Regions from separate parts of the Mus musculus genome. Here region 2 is linked to region 1. Evidence: chromatin loops called from intact Hi-C (ENCODE). Cell type or tissue: heart. All regions are shown on one strand. Links, peaks and the distances in the headings refer to the core of each region. The heading gives the core; the rest is flanking DNA.

Evidence for each region. Hi-C counts contacts between places; a loop is a spot of excess contacts. Peaks named below come from ENCODE experiments on the same cell type or tissue, not always from the same donor. Only the 100,000 strongest peaks of a DNase experiment are listed, where the experiment ranks them.
Region 2: it touches region 1 in a loop (2.3-fold over the local background); 4 of 42 quality-filtered maps call a loop at or near these places.

What each region holds. Positions count from the first base shown.
Region 1 is chr7:101,105,101-101,113,433 of GRCm38, reverse strand. Fchsd2 (FCH and double SH3 domains 2) reads right to left here and starts at 4,659. Exons shown (of 20, transcript NM_001146010.1): 1 at 4,395-4,659; 2 at 2,598-2,695. The coding sequence starts at 4,415. In heart, for the core only: CTCF peaks have their summits at 4,999 and 6,569 (motif pointing right); DNase peaks (open chromatin) are centred at 3,713, 5,023, 5,823, 6,143 and 1 weaker place; H3K4me3 peaks cover 3,510 bases; H3K27ac peaks cover 3,205 bases.
Region 2 is chr7:101,199,250-101,207,582 of GRCm38, reverse strand. All of the region lies in intron 8 of Fchsd2 (FCH and double SH3 domains 2), which reads right to left. Among named protein-coding and RNA genes, the nearest start is that of Gm50587, 55 kb to the left of the region's middle. In heart, for the core only: a CTCF peak has its summit at 3,568 (motif pointing left); no DNase peak of the experiment used is centred there.

The DNA of each region.
Region 1 (8,333 bases), core at 217-8,216:
TTCAGAATTGAAATAGAACACTTTCTAGTCAGAAAAGCAATCTTTGTATATTCAAAATTAATGAAAACTTTTTTTTTTTTTTTTTTTTTTTGGTTTTTCGAGACAGGCTTTCTCTGTGTAGCCCTGGCTGTCCTGGAACTCACTTTGTAGACCAGGCTGGCCTCGAACTCAGAAATCCGCCTGCCTCTGCCTCCCGAGTGCTGGGATTAAAAGCGTGTGCCAGCACGCCAGCATATGCCTTAGAAATCCTACAAAGACAGTTGCATAGAAGAAATGCTCAAGACAAAAAGGTCTAAAGTAAGCATTTGGGGGGGGGGATAAACTCTTTAAAATGCTTAGTTATCTAAAACATACATAATTTTATCCTAACATTGCATGATAATGTTTTTCATAAAACATTATGCTGGAACACTCTGGGGAAAATTGCCAACTAATGGTTTACAGACTTAATTCCAATTTGATAACTATTATATAAGTAAGAATTGGTTGGACCTGCTCTATTTGAATATGCAAATCATCTTTTATCCTTTACAAAAATATTTGTTGAACTGTCAGTTTGTACTACAGGATTGTTAAATAAGCGGCAGGCCAAGTGTGGTGGTGCATGCCTTGAGTCCCAGCACCTGGAGGCAGAGGGAGGAGAATCTCTGTGAGTTCCAGGCTAGCCAGGACTACAACAGAAAGATCCTGTCCCAAGAAGGAATGAAGGGAGGGAGGGAGGGAGGGAGGGAGGGAGGGAGGGAGGGAGGGAGGGAGGGAGGGAGGGAGGGAACGAACTTCCTTTAAGAAAATAATCCCAGGGAACAAAACACCCATGGAAGGAGTTACAAAGACAAAGTTTGGAGCTGAGATGAAAGGATGGACCATGTAGAGACTGCCATATCCAGGGATCCACCCCATAATCAGCATCCAAACGCTGACACCATTGCATATACTAGCAAGATTTTATCGAAAGGACCCAGATGTAGCTGTCTCTTGTGAGACTATGCCGGGGCCTAGCAAACACAGAAGTGGATGCTCACAGTCAGCTAATGGATGGATCACAGGGCTCCCAATGGAGGAGCTAGAGAAAGTACCCAAGGAGCTAAAGGGATCTGCAACCCTATAGATGGAACAACATTATGAACTAACCAGTACCCCGGAGCTCTTGACTCTAGCTGCATATGTATCAAAAGATGGCCTAGTCGGCCATCACTGGAAAGAGAGGCACATTGGACACGCAAACCTTATATGCCCCAGTACAGGGGAACGCCAGGGCCAAAAAGGGGGAGTGGGTGGGTAGGGGAGTGGGGGTGGGTGGGTATGGGGGACTTTTGGTATAGCATTGGAAATGTAAATGAGCTAAATACCTAATAAAAAATGGAAAAAAAAAAAAAAAGAAAATAATCCCAGCCTGGCGTGGTGGTACACATCTTTAATCCCAGCATTTGGGAGGCAGAGGCAGGCGGATTTCTGAGTTCAAAGCCAGCCTGGTCTACAAAGTGAGTTCCAGGGCAGCCAGGGCTACAGAGAAACCCTGTCTCAAAAAAACAAAAAAAAAAAGAAAATAATCCCAACTGAGTAGTGACAGCTCACATCTTTAGTCTCAGTGAGCTTGTGAGGCAGAGGCAGCTAGATCTGAGTTGAAAGCCAGCCTGGTCTGCAGATTATGTTCCAAGACAATCAAGGTTACACAGAGAAACCCTGCCTCAAAAAAACAAAATATAAAAAGAAAGAAAGCAATTCCTACTTTCTACTCATGTTTTACAGTACCTTTGGATTTTTGATTTTTTTGTTTGTTTGTTTGTTTTGTTTTTTGGAAACAGGGTTTCCTTGTATAGCCCAGGCTGTCCCAGAACTTAAGCTCCTATCTCAGCCTCCAGAGCACTGGGATTACTGGGATTCCAGATACATGCCACCATGTCCATCTTACTACCCTGTTATAACATTCATTCTCACAATGTTAGTGCAAGACCTTAGCTATTAAATTCAGAGTTTCCCGTTATGAATATAGGTAGCTTTAGTTAAAACATGACATATCATTCTCACTGAATTGCACATTCAAACACAAAGTAATACTTGCCAAATAGTGCTAGTATAGCTTCATCTGGGGTGACTGGCTCATCCCAGATATTAACCACTAACCACAAGTGTCAGCTTTAAAATGTTAGAATTGTTAAAGCCAATAAATAACTTGCAACTCAGTGAAAAGATGTAAGAATTTCCAGTTGAGTGATTACAAACTAACTGATAGACTCTTTTTTGAGACAGGGTTTCTCTGTGTATCCCTGGCTGTCCTGGAACTCACTTTGTAGACCAGGCTGGCCTGGAACTCAGAAATCTGCCTGCCTCTGCCTCCCGAGTGCTGGAATTAAAGGCATAAGCCACCATGCCCAGCTCTAACAGATAAGACTCTTAAGGCCCTCATTTTTCTACAGTGTGTGTACGTCGAATTTAAACTGTGTTAGTTCCTGTTCTAACTTCCAGCTGAGTCGAAATTCTACAGCCTGAAAGCAGGAAATCCAAAAGGAAATTCCATCATCAGATCCTAGGGCTTGGCCACTCAAGGGTTCTGGGCAGCAGATACAGAAGTTCTCCAGCTCCTACTATAATCTTACCTCATGTCTTCAAGTAAGTCACATTCTGCCTGATGTTTGGCTTGAAGTTTTGTCATCTGCTCACCTTGAATGTTTCTCAGCTCTTGTGTAACTTTCACCTAAAACACAGTATGTATTTATGAAGGCTTTTACTACAATTTGAAGGAAAAAAATTACTTAAAGAAGACACTATTTGTTAGAATGTATACTTCTAGTTTTCCTATCCCCAAAGACCAAAAAGTTCGTATTTCCCATCCAATTTTATTACTTAACTAAGTTTAATGAAAAAAACTAGCCAGGGAATGTAAGACAGGGGCTGAATAAAAATTCACAAATACAAAAAAAAAATTTGCAGTTTAAAGGGGTGCAAACTGTCATTCTGCTTTCTCTTGCTTCCCAAAGATTCAGACATTAACCACAGGAGCAGGGAGCACAGATGAGTGTACCTAATACCTAGCGACCAAAATGTACACAATCATGAAATAATATTCACGAATAAACTACATAAAATATTCCGTAATGGCTGCAAGAAAGCACACAGTCTCAGAATGATGCCCTCCACTCTGACAGCACATCAAATCATAATCTCTTTCTCACAAAGGAGAATGCAAAAGTGACCTTCCAGCATATGCAGGGCTTTTAAACTAACCCAGCAAGCCAGGCCGGGTGGCAGCCCACTTCAAACAGAGAGAACCGCCAAAGCCAGCTGGCTGGAGCCATCCTCGCCAGGCCGGACCCTGGGATTTCAATTGGTGTGTGATCGTGGTGGAATCCCGACCACCAGAGCAAAGCTACATGGAGAGGTGGGGTACACGTGCAGGGGGAAAGGGGGAGGATCAGTAACTGGGCAAAAAAATCAGATTAAGAAGAGAAAAGAAAGGGAAGCATAGATGATGAGTTACTCATAAGGCAAATGTTTGCCCACAAGGGAAGGATGTAACTGTCTCTACCCACTGCTCAGAGTAGATACCTAGTATCCATCTGAAAGATTTAAAAAGGCAAGGACACAGCCTTGGCAGTGCGGAAAGGTGTAGAAGGGAGCAGCCGAGTTGCTGGCAGCCCCAGAGCACCGTCACTGCCACCCAGGCCATCCAAACCCCAACCGTAGTGCTCAAACCATGCAACGCCAGGTTCTGGATTTCGTACTGGAAGCTCTGCTGTTTTCCTGGCCCCCTAGCCCGAGGCGGGGCAAAAGGGATGGGGGGTGGGGGTTAAGCAGGACCCGTCAATCCTTAATTTGCTTTCCCTTGGGGTGGGAGGGCGGAGACCGTTCCAACTTCTTTTCCGCAGCCCCGTGGGGGGAAAAAAAGGCCAAATCTTGAGGCGAGACTTGAAACAAATCCCCCCGCGAATTTGCCAATGGGTGGAGTGTCGACAAGCGACTGGAGGGCTCGAACCTGGCGCAGACTAAACAATCCGTCACGCACAAGGCTCTGCAAATCTGCAGGGGCTCCCCCGCCTCTCCCCCATACAGCTCTGAGAATGCACTTTGCTCTGGGCAGCACTGCCATGCAGACAGACACACACATGCATGCCCGAAAGAAAAAAAAAAAAAAAAAAAACTCCAGCGAGTGTCTCGGGGGGAGGGAGGTGTCCTCCCTAGTACTGAGGAGCACTGGCCGCCCCTCCGTCAGAAAGACACCCCGTACACGCGACCCCCTGCTTGGGGCGGGCGGCAACTCTGACAAGCCAAGAAGCTAGAGTGGTCACGGTCCCTTGCGGGAAGGGGGAGGGGGCGCAGCGGTCGCCCCAGCCGCGTTCTTTGTACGCACCGCCACCCCCCAAATCTCCAAAGCCCCCCGCCAGCTGCGCCCTTACCTTCCTCGGCGGCGGCTGCATGATGCTGAAGGGACATCAATCCTCCGCCCACCCCTGACGGCGGCGTTTAAAGGACTGTGAGGGTGAGGAGGGTTGGAGAAAATGGGGCGGCCCAGCAAGCCAGGGCGCGCGCTTGTGTGTGTGTGAAAGGAGAGCCTGGGAAGGAGAAGGAAGAGGAATCGGCCCGGAGGCTGCGAGGCAGGCGAGCGGCAGGAGCAGCCGGGTCGCAGCGAGTGTGGAGAGAAGGAGGAGCGCCGGGAAGGCCTGGGGCCCGGGCGGCCCGGGGGGTGTGTGAGGGAAGGAGGCGGAGACGGCCAGGGGGCGGGGGCCGCCGGGGGGGGGGGGCTCGCGGCTCGCCGGGCGGCTGAGGAGGAGCGGCCGCGTCGTCCGCGCTCGCCGCCTGCCGCGGCCCGGCTGCAGCTGGCTGACGCGGCGGCCCCCCACCCACTCGGGCAGCCCGGCCCTCGCGGTGCCCAACGCCCCCGCCCGGCCCGGGAAGGAGGAAGGCGGCGCCACGCTCCCCTGTTAGAGCTCCGCCAACCACTCAGGCCGCGGGAATTTCCGGCCCCTGGCGCGCGCCACAGCGCCCCGCTCCGGCTGCAGAGGGGATGCGCTCCCGGCCACACCGCCTGCTTCAGAGTGGAGGGGGGGAGGTTAGCCAGGCCGCGCCACGGGGCTCCGGATCTCGGTGTGAGAAAGGGGGAAACTTCACGGATTGTTCGGCCGAGGGGAACGGTGGGGACGGGAACGGGACTCGAGAACTACCCCAGTTCTCTCCGACGATGGAACGTTCCGGACGCTTCCCGTCCTCCCTCCCCCCACACCGAGCAGGCAGCTGGGGGCTTCCCGCGCGCCTTCCCGCCAGCCCGCTGGGGCGCGCGACTCCTCCGGGAGCGCGCACGTGGGAGGGAGAGGACTCTGCTCCGACGCACGCGCACAGGCCGCCCCCGCCTCCCGCCTGCATCTGCGGCTGCACAGTTTGTGTGGGAATTTGGCAGGAGTCGAGGGGGGCTAGGCTCATAGTGGGATTGTTTGCAATAAGGAAGGAGGTACCTAAGAGGATTCGGGATTTTGCTTTCTCTCAGTCCCTCAGCGTACCCTCCCTCCTAGTCAGCTAAACGTGCACTGAGAAATTTAGCATGAACAAGTCCTTTTACAACTAGCCGCAGGTGCCAGACCTATGCCATTGGAGGACAGGTGAAATAACCTAAAATTGCCAGGCAAAGGAATGGATGCCCTATTCCAGAGTACTTAGCCAGACCTCGTGGAGTCAACTGAGGAAAAGAATGAAAATCTCTTGAATCGGTCACTCCCATATCACAGATAGGAAGGCTGGTGTCCGCAGAGAATTGGAGCCATTCTCAAGGTCACATGGCATGCCTAGAATCCCAAGGGCTGAGTGTGAGGAGGGGTATCTTGCTTGGTGTTAGGGCGCATGCCTAGCAGCCAGAGAGGCCCTGAGTTCATCACTAGCATGGCAGAGGAAAGGATTAGGTGAGATTAAGAACCATAGGGAGACAGCAAGGGCCATGGAGGAAGCCTCTGAAGGAAGCCCTTGTCTGGAAGGGAGGACTTCTAGGTCAACTCACTTTGCCTGTCCTGAACTACTTGAATAAACTCAACCTCATCTGGCAATGACAATGCTCTTTCTCCTCAGGGTCCTATCAGGCACCTTCTCACTCTGTCCAGACCACCCAAGGAGTATCAGGCTCCCTTTGGGTTGCTTGGAATAGTAGAAAACCTTCTTCCTCGTTCCTAGGCACTATTTTTGAGCCACAGCTCCACAGGCAGCCACAGTGTGAGCTGGATCTCCCCCCTCCCCCACTTCATTCAGTACTTGCAGTCCCAGATAGCTGTTCTCAGAAACTCAGTTCAGGCCAAAAAGGAAGTCCATGAGACTGGACTAGACCAGGATGACTTACTTACCAGATAACCTACTGGCTCTGTGACCAGAAGATGAACTCCTACCCAGGTGTTTTATGTTGAGTTAACCTACATGCTAACAGATGAGATGAGGAGTCAAGAGTTGAGAGCTGTGTATAAATTACAAAGCCTACTCTACTGTTTCTGGTTTCCTTGAAGCCATCCATTTGCCACCAGTGTCCTCATTCAGATCAAGGAAGGCCTGGGGCAAGGGAAGAGTGGATGGGAACCCAGAGTCCTGACCTCCTCTGAAGCACAACCACTAGAGGTCGGGAGGTGGCCCTATTCTCAGCCTCACCACTGTCAGATGGTCAATACTGAACAAACATTCACTGATTCCTTCATTGGTAAAATATTTGCTGCCACCCTGCTTTATGTGAAGCTTACACCAAACACTAGGGTATGGAAGTGAGCAAGGCAGATTCACCCGCAGTCCCAGACTATTGAGTGGAAAAGCTAGGATAACAGCACCTGCCCAGATGGCCTGCATGCAGCAGGTGCCTGATCAAGGGTTTCCAAATTCTAGTCCTGGGCATAGCTGCTCTGTCTCGGGGATTATCCTGCCTCACGTCCTTGGAAGTGAATACTGAGGATATACAGTTTCTGAATGTTGGAAGATTTGGGATCTCCTAGACCACTGATCTGCTGTGCACTCAGTGGATATTGGAGCTCATCTAGAGCATACGGTAAATGATACTGTGCATGGTCTCAAACATCTACTAATGTAATCCAAGCCCTTGGGATCATGAGTTTGAGGCAGCCCAAATTGTCTACAGAGACCCAATAGATAGATAGATAGATAGATAGATAGATAGATAGATAGATAGATAGATAGATAGGACAGAAAGAAGGTGGGGCTGGAGAGAGGGGTCAGCAGTTAAAAGCACTTATTGCTCTTGCAAAGGACTAAGGTTTAATTCCCAGCATAACCACTCACAACTGACTGTAACTCTAGGCCCACAGGATCCAATGCCATGTTCTGGTCTCTGCAAGCCCCAGGCTTGCATCTAATCACACACATACATGGAGGCAAAACACTTGTACACAAAAACTAGTAAATCTTTTTAAGTTTTTTTAATTTGCAGTGTGCCTTTTCAAATCCTAAACTTTCTTATGGTTTCTTCAAGCTAATGTTTACAGTAACCTTATGACATATTATTTTCTTCATTTCTACAGTAAGAACCCTAAGACCCACAAGAGATAGGTCATTTGCCCTTCTCATGCTTCCAAGTTCACCCTGCATACGGCCCCAGGGTGAATGAAAAGGGGGGAAAGGAGGTAGCAGGCTGAGCACCATCTTTAATCTCTCCATTTACTGACTGCAGGTACAATGTGCCTGAGCACCTTGTGCTGCCACTGACGTGGCTTCCATGGTGATCCGCATCCTCTTAAGGCATAAGCCAAGAGAAACCCTTCTTTGCTCAAGTTGCTGCTCTCAGATGTCACATTACAAAACCAAAATGGTGACTAATGTCACCAGGAATAAAGCAGCAGACTTGGAAGCATAAAATATAGGACGGAGCAAGGGATTTCTGTGATCTCTGGAAACTTGACTTAAGTGTCCCTCTTCCAGAGAGTATGGGGACTTGAAGAGTTTTGCTTCTGTCATAGTAGTAAGCACACTGCTAGCAGAAAGATCTCTTAGATTATTGAAGGGAAATCTGCAGAGCAGCATGCTCTGTGCCTTCAAAGACAGAATTAGCAAATCTTTTCAGGTCTCAGGAAGGTTTTCCAGGCAGATCAATCCATGGAGGAAGCGAGCATTTCCATCCCGAGGCTGTGTAACAGGTAACTGGCCCCTTTCCATCAAAGAGACCACATATGGGATCCTGACTCTGGAAAGATACCAAGAGTGAGCATTTGTACCTACCTCCATGCTTCGGGCATGGAAATGAGCATGCTTTTTACATTGTTTTTTGCTCTCACAACATCTCCTTATAGTACATACAACCCCATTTTCACACACTGAGACTCAAACATAAACTATCCAGAGGCTCAAGAACTATCCAGAGGCAC
Region 2 (8,333 bases), core at 168-8,167, 94 kb before region 1:
TGCTTCTATTCTCTCTCCCCCTACGATTTGTCCCTGAAAACCAACCATAATATTGTAAGAAATCCTAAGAGACAAAAGGAAGCCATGAGCAGAGGCTCTACTTGACAACCATGGAAATCTTAGCCCTAAGGCAGCACCAACCACTAAGTATGTATGTAAGCAAGCCCCCAGATTCAGCTGTTATCCTTTGAACCCACACTGATATGGGGTGGTGCAGAGATAAGTTCTACCTATTGAATTCTAACCAAAGTGCAGATGTGACAGCAAAATAGATGGTGTTACTGTTTCAGGCCACTAAGCTGCAGTGATTTGTTACAGTCACAGAGCAGCATGGTAACTAGGACAAGATCAATAACTAAAAAAATTAATTTTATTCCAAACATTAGCAAAAAATATTGAAAGAAAAGACTAAAATATAACAGCTGATATAACAGTGAATGATATAATTTGGGAATAAACTTAACAAAATATGTGCAAGATCACCAATATAGGTAGTATCATGAAATGATTGAGTGCCTGTGAGCATAGATGAGGCTGATGAATGTGATGTTAGAGCAGAGAAGACAGAATGCTTTCTTTAGTCAGAAACACACAACAGGAACTCATACATGGAATCTATACTGCTGGTTTATTAATGAGGTAGTCTATATAAAGGATTTAACAGCAAACTCTAGCAGATGAGAATTACCCCAACCTATAGCCACCAAGAAAATAAGAAATCAAGAGTGGGATTCAGTCAATATGAAGGGCCTTGGAAACAGATTATTTCCTAGAATATCCAGATAACAGAGCTCAGACAACACCTTAATTCTTGTGAGGACAGAGGCATAAAACCCAGCTAAGTCCACCTGGACTTCTGACTTATGAAACTATGAAATGATAATGATGAATGTAAAAATGTACTACATTCTAATAGGAACCAAATAAAATAACAAAGGAAAACAAAAATAATCTATTAGTTGTGATTATGATAGTTATTGCTAAAACAAGGCCCCCTGTATATTAAAAATAGATTCATTTTTTGTATGTTACCTGTACACTTAAAAACTTATCTGAAAAAGAACTGATTTCTTTAAAGTTCACTCCTAATGGTTTGCTTTTCTGTCTTGGGTTTGGGAAGTTGGGGATCAAATCCCAGCCTGGTAGCTTCCAGGCAAGCACTGTCCCTACACTCCTACCACTCTACACACTACTCTTACAGTTTTATGCATTCTCTGCTCTGTGCCTCTTATTCAGACTCCTAGAGGATATGGAACAGATTACATGTTCTGATTTGCACTTTAAGTTCTATTTAAAAAGTAATCTGGTGGTAGAAACACTTCCCTTTAATACATTCAGGAGGCATGGGTAGGCAAATCTTTTGTGAGTTCCAGGCCAATGGTCTACCTAGCAAGTTCCAGGCCACCCAGGACTATATGGTGAGATTCTGTTTCAAACAAGATAGATAGACTGCCATACCCGGGGATCCATCCCATAATCAGCCTACAAACGCTGACACCATTGCATACACTAGCAAGATTTTGCTGAAAGGACCCTGATATAGCTGTCTTTTGTGAAACTATGCCCGGGTCTAGCAAACACAGAACTGGACGCTCACAGTTAGCTATTGGATGGATCACAGGGTCCCCAATGGAGGAGCTGGAGGAAGTACCAGGGAGCTGGGGGGGATCTGCAGCCCTATAGGTGGAACAACAATATGAACTAACCAGTACCCTCCCAGAGCTCGTGTCTCTAGCTGCATATGTATCAGAAGATGGCCTGGTCGGCCATCAGCGGAAAGAGAGGCCCATTGGTCGTGCAGACCTTATATGCCTCAGTACAGGGGAACGCCAGGGCCAAGAGGTGGGAGTGGGTGGGTGAGGGAGTGGGTGTGGGAGGGTGTGGTGGACTTTTGGGATAGCATTGGAAATGTAAATGAAATAAATACCTAATAATAATAAAAAACCAAGATAGATAGATAGACAGATAGACAGACAGAGCCATCAAAGACCATATTGTGCTGTCAGAATAGTAAAATAGACAAGAAGGAGATGTTCTGGAGGCATCACATATGATTCCATTGTACTAGCAGTATTTCATTTTTGAAGCCATTAAACCATGTGTATTTTTCTTTGAGATCATTCCTAGAGTTAGAATATTACATCATATTTAAAAGTTCTATACCAAAGCTTGAAAACTAAGGCCTGTGTGCCAAATCCAATCCAACATTTATTTCTGGGAATAAAATTTTCTGTACCACTGTAACACTCATCTGTTTGTGACTTGTCAATGGTTAAACCATAACAAGGAAGCGATTTTATTATAAGGTCTAACTAAAACTCTAGAATTACAAGAAAGACATAGTGAACTAAGAAGTAACTGAATATAACCATGGATGTGGTTGTAGAAAAATGGTCAGCAAGGTTGATGACTGTCCTAGTTAGCTTCAGCTGTCAACCTGACACAGCCTGGAGTCATCTAAAGGAGCCTCAATTGAGAGATTGTCTACATTAGATTAGTCTGTGCAGGGAGTCAGAGACCCGGGCAGCAAGTACTCCTCCCATGGGTTCTACTTTGAGTTTCTGCCCTATTTTCCTCAATGATGACCTGGGAATATAAGCCTAATAAATCCTTTCCTCCTCAGGTTGAATGTTTTAACATGGCAAGAGAATCAAACCAAAGCAACAAAGACAGATCAAGTGGCTATGGGAAGAAAATCAGAACTAAGCTTTAAACTGACTAACAGAACATTAAGATGATGGACAAGCACTATGTCTACACTACCCAACACAGTGGCTACATGTGGCTTCTGAGTGCTTGAAATGTGGTTATGGTGACTGAAAAGAGTATTCACATTTATTTCTAATCAAACTGTCACATACACCTAAGGAAAATCAATCTGAGGATATAGTTTTAGAGCCTTACAATCTACATTAACAATACCTGTCAAATGAAATCTAAAATGGATTGTTGAAGAGAATTATGGGAGTTGCTTCCACTTTGGGAAATTTTGACCAAAGAGAAAGAAACATGTGGAGAAGGACAAGGGCAAGACTGCAGATTTGAGAATAATAAAAAGTAAGAAACTGGGCCAAATAATTCATCTTTTAAGAAAGAGGAGGTAAGGCTGGAAAGGCAGAGAGCCAGGTTGAGATCTGGAGGGTTTCATGCTAAGTCATCAGTGAACAAACATGATTTTCATGCTAATTCATGAAGCTAACTAACATAAGTAGACAACAGCTAAGCACAGACATCAGGACTATAACTAAAATAAGTGAGAAAGACTTCTGGGTTGATGGTAAGCAAGAAAAGGGAGGGAACACTAATGCTTTCCCTCTTCATTTGACAAACAATAGCAGCAAAATAGTATGCAGCAGGATGTGGTAGTGCAGACCTGTAATCCCAGCTCTTGGGAGAAGGCATCGATGCTAGACTTATTTACACAGTGAGTATGAGGCTGGTTTGTACCACATGAGAACTTGCCTCACAGAATTAAAAGTTGGGGCTGGAGAGATGGCTCAGTGGTTAAGAGCACTGATGGCTCTTCCAGAGGCCCTGAGTTTAATTCCTAGCAACCACATGGTGGCTCACAACCATCTGTAATGGGATCCAATGCCTTCTTCTGGTGTGTCTGGAGACAGCTACACTGTACTCATATAAATAAAATAAATAAATCTTTTTTTAAAAAGTTGTTTATCTTTTATTCTTTTGCCCAATTACCAGCCAGGACACATCTATTTAACTTTTACTGGAGATCAACATATTTTAAAAATAAAACTTCAAGATTATTAAACTTTTAAAGTCTTCTACTAGGTCAATATTTGTTATACTTTCTACTTTGATCCACTTCCTCTTCACCACAAAGAAAATACTCCTCAAGCGTCTAAAAAGAAAAAAAAAAAGAGTATGTATATTGCATAAGAACATGCTATAAAAAGGAACACAAAAGGGGGCAAGCTGCCTCACCTCTCAGCCAACTGAGCTGCTTTCTGTAGATAAGATGAGATCAGTGATCTAATTTCCAGAGTCTATCAATAGGGGTTTTTTTTAGTTTAATTAAAGTTAAAAACAAACAAACCAAGCGAGCAAGCAAGCAAGCACCCGCCCACCCTGCTCAATGTTCCACAGATCCAGAGTGAGATGTGCAGAAGCTGTTCTCGTCAGTACTGGCATAAGGAATAAAACTATTCCCCAAGAACACATCTAAATAGTTACATATCAACATGGCCTTATCCTACAGAGTAATTAACATGGGATGTTTGATCATTTTAGTTTACAGTTTGCTCAGAAACCAGGACATTAACAGCACGCTACTGTTTATAATAGTAATACTATTTATTATAGTAACTTTTACTATTAAGGAGATTCTAAAGCATGGGGTAAAACCACAGAAGGTTACTAGACAATAATACCTGCTATGATATCAGAGACTTTGATTTACTTCCTTGCTAGATATTAACCACACCTCACTGAACCTTTTATATCTGATCAATTAAACAAGCATTTCAGTATTAGGAAAAATATTAGAAAGTAAATTTCAATATTAGGAAAAAATATTAGAAAGTAAAGCATTTAAAAAGACTTTTTACTGATTCTTTGTGAATTTTACATCATGCATCCCACAATCCCATTCATCCCCCATCCCCCCTTGCAACTTCCACCAAAAAAAGAAAAAGGTAAAAACAGGGGGAAAAAGTCTTTCCATGGAAGCTGTTGCATGTCATGTGTCACACAGTATATTCTTTGTCCAAACAGCTTTATTTGCAAATATTATTGCAATAAGTCTTTGGTCTGGATTGAAAAAACTGGTTTCTGCTACATTATCAATACTGGATCCTCACTAGAACTCCTCTTGGTTATCCTGTTATTGCCCTGTCATGGAAGTCCTGCAGCTTTGGATCTGCAGAATCAGCCCTTCATGCACTCCAACAGTTCATAGATGAGATGGATATCGGAGTAGGCCAACTCAGAGCCCAGGATCAGCTTATCCACTCTCCTGCACCTGTGCCACCAGGGCCAGCTCCTGAGTGTGGTGACCAGCGAAGTCAGGTCCAGCTCAATAGTGCTCAGACCACAACATGACCTTAAGCAGCACCTCAGACCAGGGACATTTGAATTGCCTTTGGTGGTAACACGGGCCTCAGACATCAACACAGTCTCTTTTTGCATCAGGATCACATACCCAGACATGGCCCGCAGTGGCAACATGGGCCCAGATGTCATCATGGCCTCAGGTGGCAGAACAGGCCACTCAGATCAGTATGCTCCCTGGTAGCAACACAGGTGTCAGACATTCATGTGATCTCAGATGGCAGCCCAGACCACTGACATCTGCAAGGCCTTGTGTGGTAATTCAAACCATGGACATCAACATAGATCCCAGCTGCAACAGGACCACAGAGCCAGACACAGCCCTCAGTGGCAGCCTGGGCCAGGATGTCACCATGGCCTCAGGTGGCAGCCATTCAGATCAGTGTTGTCCTCCATCTCCTGCATTACAGCTATGGACATCAACATGGTCTCAGGCAGCAGCCCAGACCACTGACATCCAGACGGCCACATAGGACACAGATATCAGCACAGGCTGTGGCTATCGTAGTGGATACAGACATGGCAGCAGCCTGGCTGGACCTCTCCATGGCTTCACTCCTTATATCTGCCTGCTCTTCACCACCATCTATCCTCAGTTCCACCTCTCTCCATAGTGCACACGATGCTCGGCTTCGCTCTTTCTTCCATCTCTCCACTGGGTACTCCCTATTTTCTACCTCCCTGTCACGTATCTGCTCATTGTAGTGACACCCACTGATTAAGATCTTTTTTAAAAAAGACATTATTTTATTCATGTTTATGTGTACACGCACTTGTTTGCCTATACATGCACAAAATGCATGCAGGGGTTTGCAAGTACCAGAAGAGTGCACTGAGTACTCTGGAATTGAAGTAATAGGCAGCTGTGAGTCACTGTAGGTAACCAAACCCAGAAGAGAAGCAAGTGACCTTAACTGTTAAGCCCTTTTTCTAGCCTAAGGATTAAGATCTATAAGGTTGAATGAAAAGTGTCCCATTTGCTTTTGCATCTTCCACAATTTAGATCAGTAGCTACCACACTATGACTATTAATTGCATATGACTAAGTAAATGAATAAATCCCCTGCTTCTAAGGCACCCATTCACACATGTGTGCTTGTTTGGTTATGGTTTTGTAGATTCAGTATGTGTAGCTCAGGTTGGCCTTGAACTCACTATATATACAAAGATGGCTTCAAACCATCCTTGGGATCCTCCTGACTTGGCCTCTCAAGTGCTGGAATTAGTTATATAACACCATCCCTGTCTTACTACACACACACACACACACACACACACACACACACCCCCCAAAACCCACACAACTCCAGATCCTAACTGGGACCATATAATTACATTTACCAAAAAAAAAAAAAAAAAAAAAAGAGAGAGAGAGACATTTCCCTTTCAAAACAGTGTATAAGTATTACTGTGAATTCAATGATAGAAATTTATTGGTAGCTAAAAACATGATTAGTTTGAGTTTTCCAATTATGCAGGTCATAGAATAAGCATGAGGAAGAAAATGGGGGTTTTGTTTCTTTGTTTGTTTTTTTATTTTTTATTGAGACAGGGTCTACCTGTATAGGCCTAGTTCTCCTAGAACTTGTTATATAGATCAGGATGGGATTAAAGACATGCACAAACTACCACACCTGGAAAAATCAATTTATACATAGCATTTAAAAAGAACAACAACAAAAAAAGAATCCCGTCTTCATTTGAAGCAGTTCCATGCCTCAGTAAACAATCTACTTAATGTTGATAAAATACATATGGAGACTTCAAAGTTAAGCTCAAGGATAACTAATCATCAGATGGCTGATCAAGCCCATTAACTCCAGTTTTTAAAAATATACACAGGGGAAGATACATTCAGGTTGAGTGTAAAATCCCTGATTCAATTATCTGAAATCCAAAATACTCCAAATTCTGAAGCACTTCTGATACCAAGCATTTCAGACAAAAAAATATTCAATTTGTAGTTATCCAGTCTGGTCTAACAGTAGATACATATAGGATATATGGGCTCACTACTTTTAATTACAACCTATACTAAAGACTTATCCTCAACAAACACATTGTCTGAAATTGCAAATAGTATTCTCTAGAGAAACCACATTAGAATAGGAGTTTGCAGTTGGCCCTTGTAAGTTTGTAGCACTATGTAACACCTCGTAGGGCCTAAAACAGCTAAAAGTCTGGCTCTAATACATTTGGCGGTGAGGGTAAGCAGAACTCTCATCAGGCTGCTCTCATTATTATAACTTGCATTCTGATCATCTGCAGTCACATAGTCAGATAGTTGGGGTGGAAAGGGAATTCTAATCAATAAACAAACAAGAAAAAATTGCAATATGTTATTTTTTAGTTCAGTGACTTCCTCCAACACCTGTTTTCCCCCTGAAGCTCCCAGGAAGTGCATTGCCTCTACTTTCAAAGAATGAACTTGTTTATGGACAAAGTTGATCTCTTTCCCAGAGCTAGAGGAAAGAAGGCCTGTGCCAACTGCAGCCCCACTCTTAACTGCTGATCTCTTAGCAAACAATTCAACATAGCAGGATTTGCTGCACAGTCATAAGAATCCTTCAACCGAGGCCAGGTGGTGGTGGTGGTGGCGCACACCTTTAATTCCAGCACTCACGAGGCAAATGCAGGAAGATCTCTGAGTACTAGGCCAGCCTGGTCTACAGTGAGTTCAGAACAGCCAGGACTACACAGAGAAACCCTGGCTCAAAACAAATCAAAAACAAAAACAACATAAGAATTATACATCTGAAAAGGGTATGTTTAAAATACAAAAGAAAAAGTAACTTAATGTTTAAAAAAGTGGGCATTAGGTTTAAATGCTTCTCTGCTCTTCTGTTCCCTTTCCTTCACAGTCAAAGTGAAAAATATGGAGAGCACAGCTGGAGAACAACTGAAATGGAGTTTGGGGAAACAAGTATACAGTCCAATCTAGCTACATTGCACAGGAATACTCAAGAGTACACACATCTTCAAATAACTACTAGATATTTTCTTTTGTTTGTCCAATAGATACCTCAAATCACATATCAATATATAATTTTAAGATAAAATTATGAAAAAATTAAATCTAAATTAAAAATAATAGAAAACATAGTTGATAGTCAAAATTATGATTAATAAAGAATTTTGTTTGCTGGGCATGGTGGTGCATGCCTTTAATCACAACACCCGGGAGGCAGAGGCAGGTGGAGCCATGAGTTTCAGGACAGCCTGGTCTACATAGTGAGTTTCAGGACAGCCTGGGCTATGTAGCA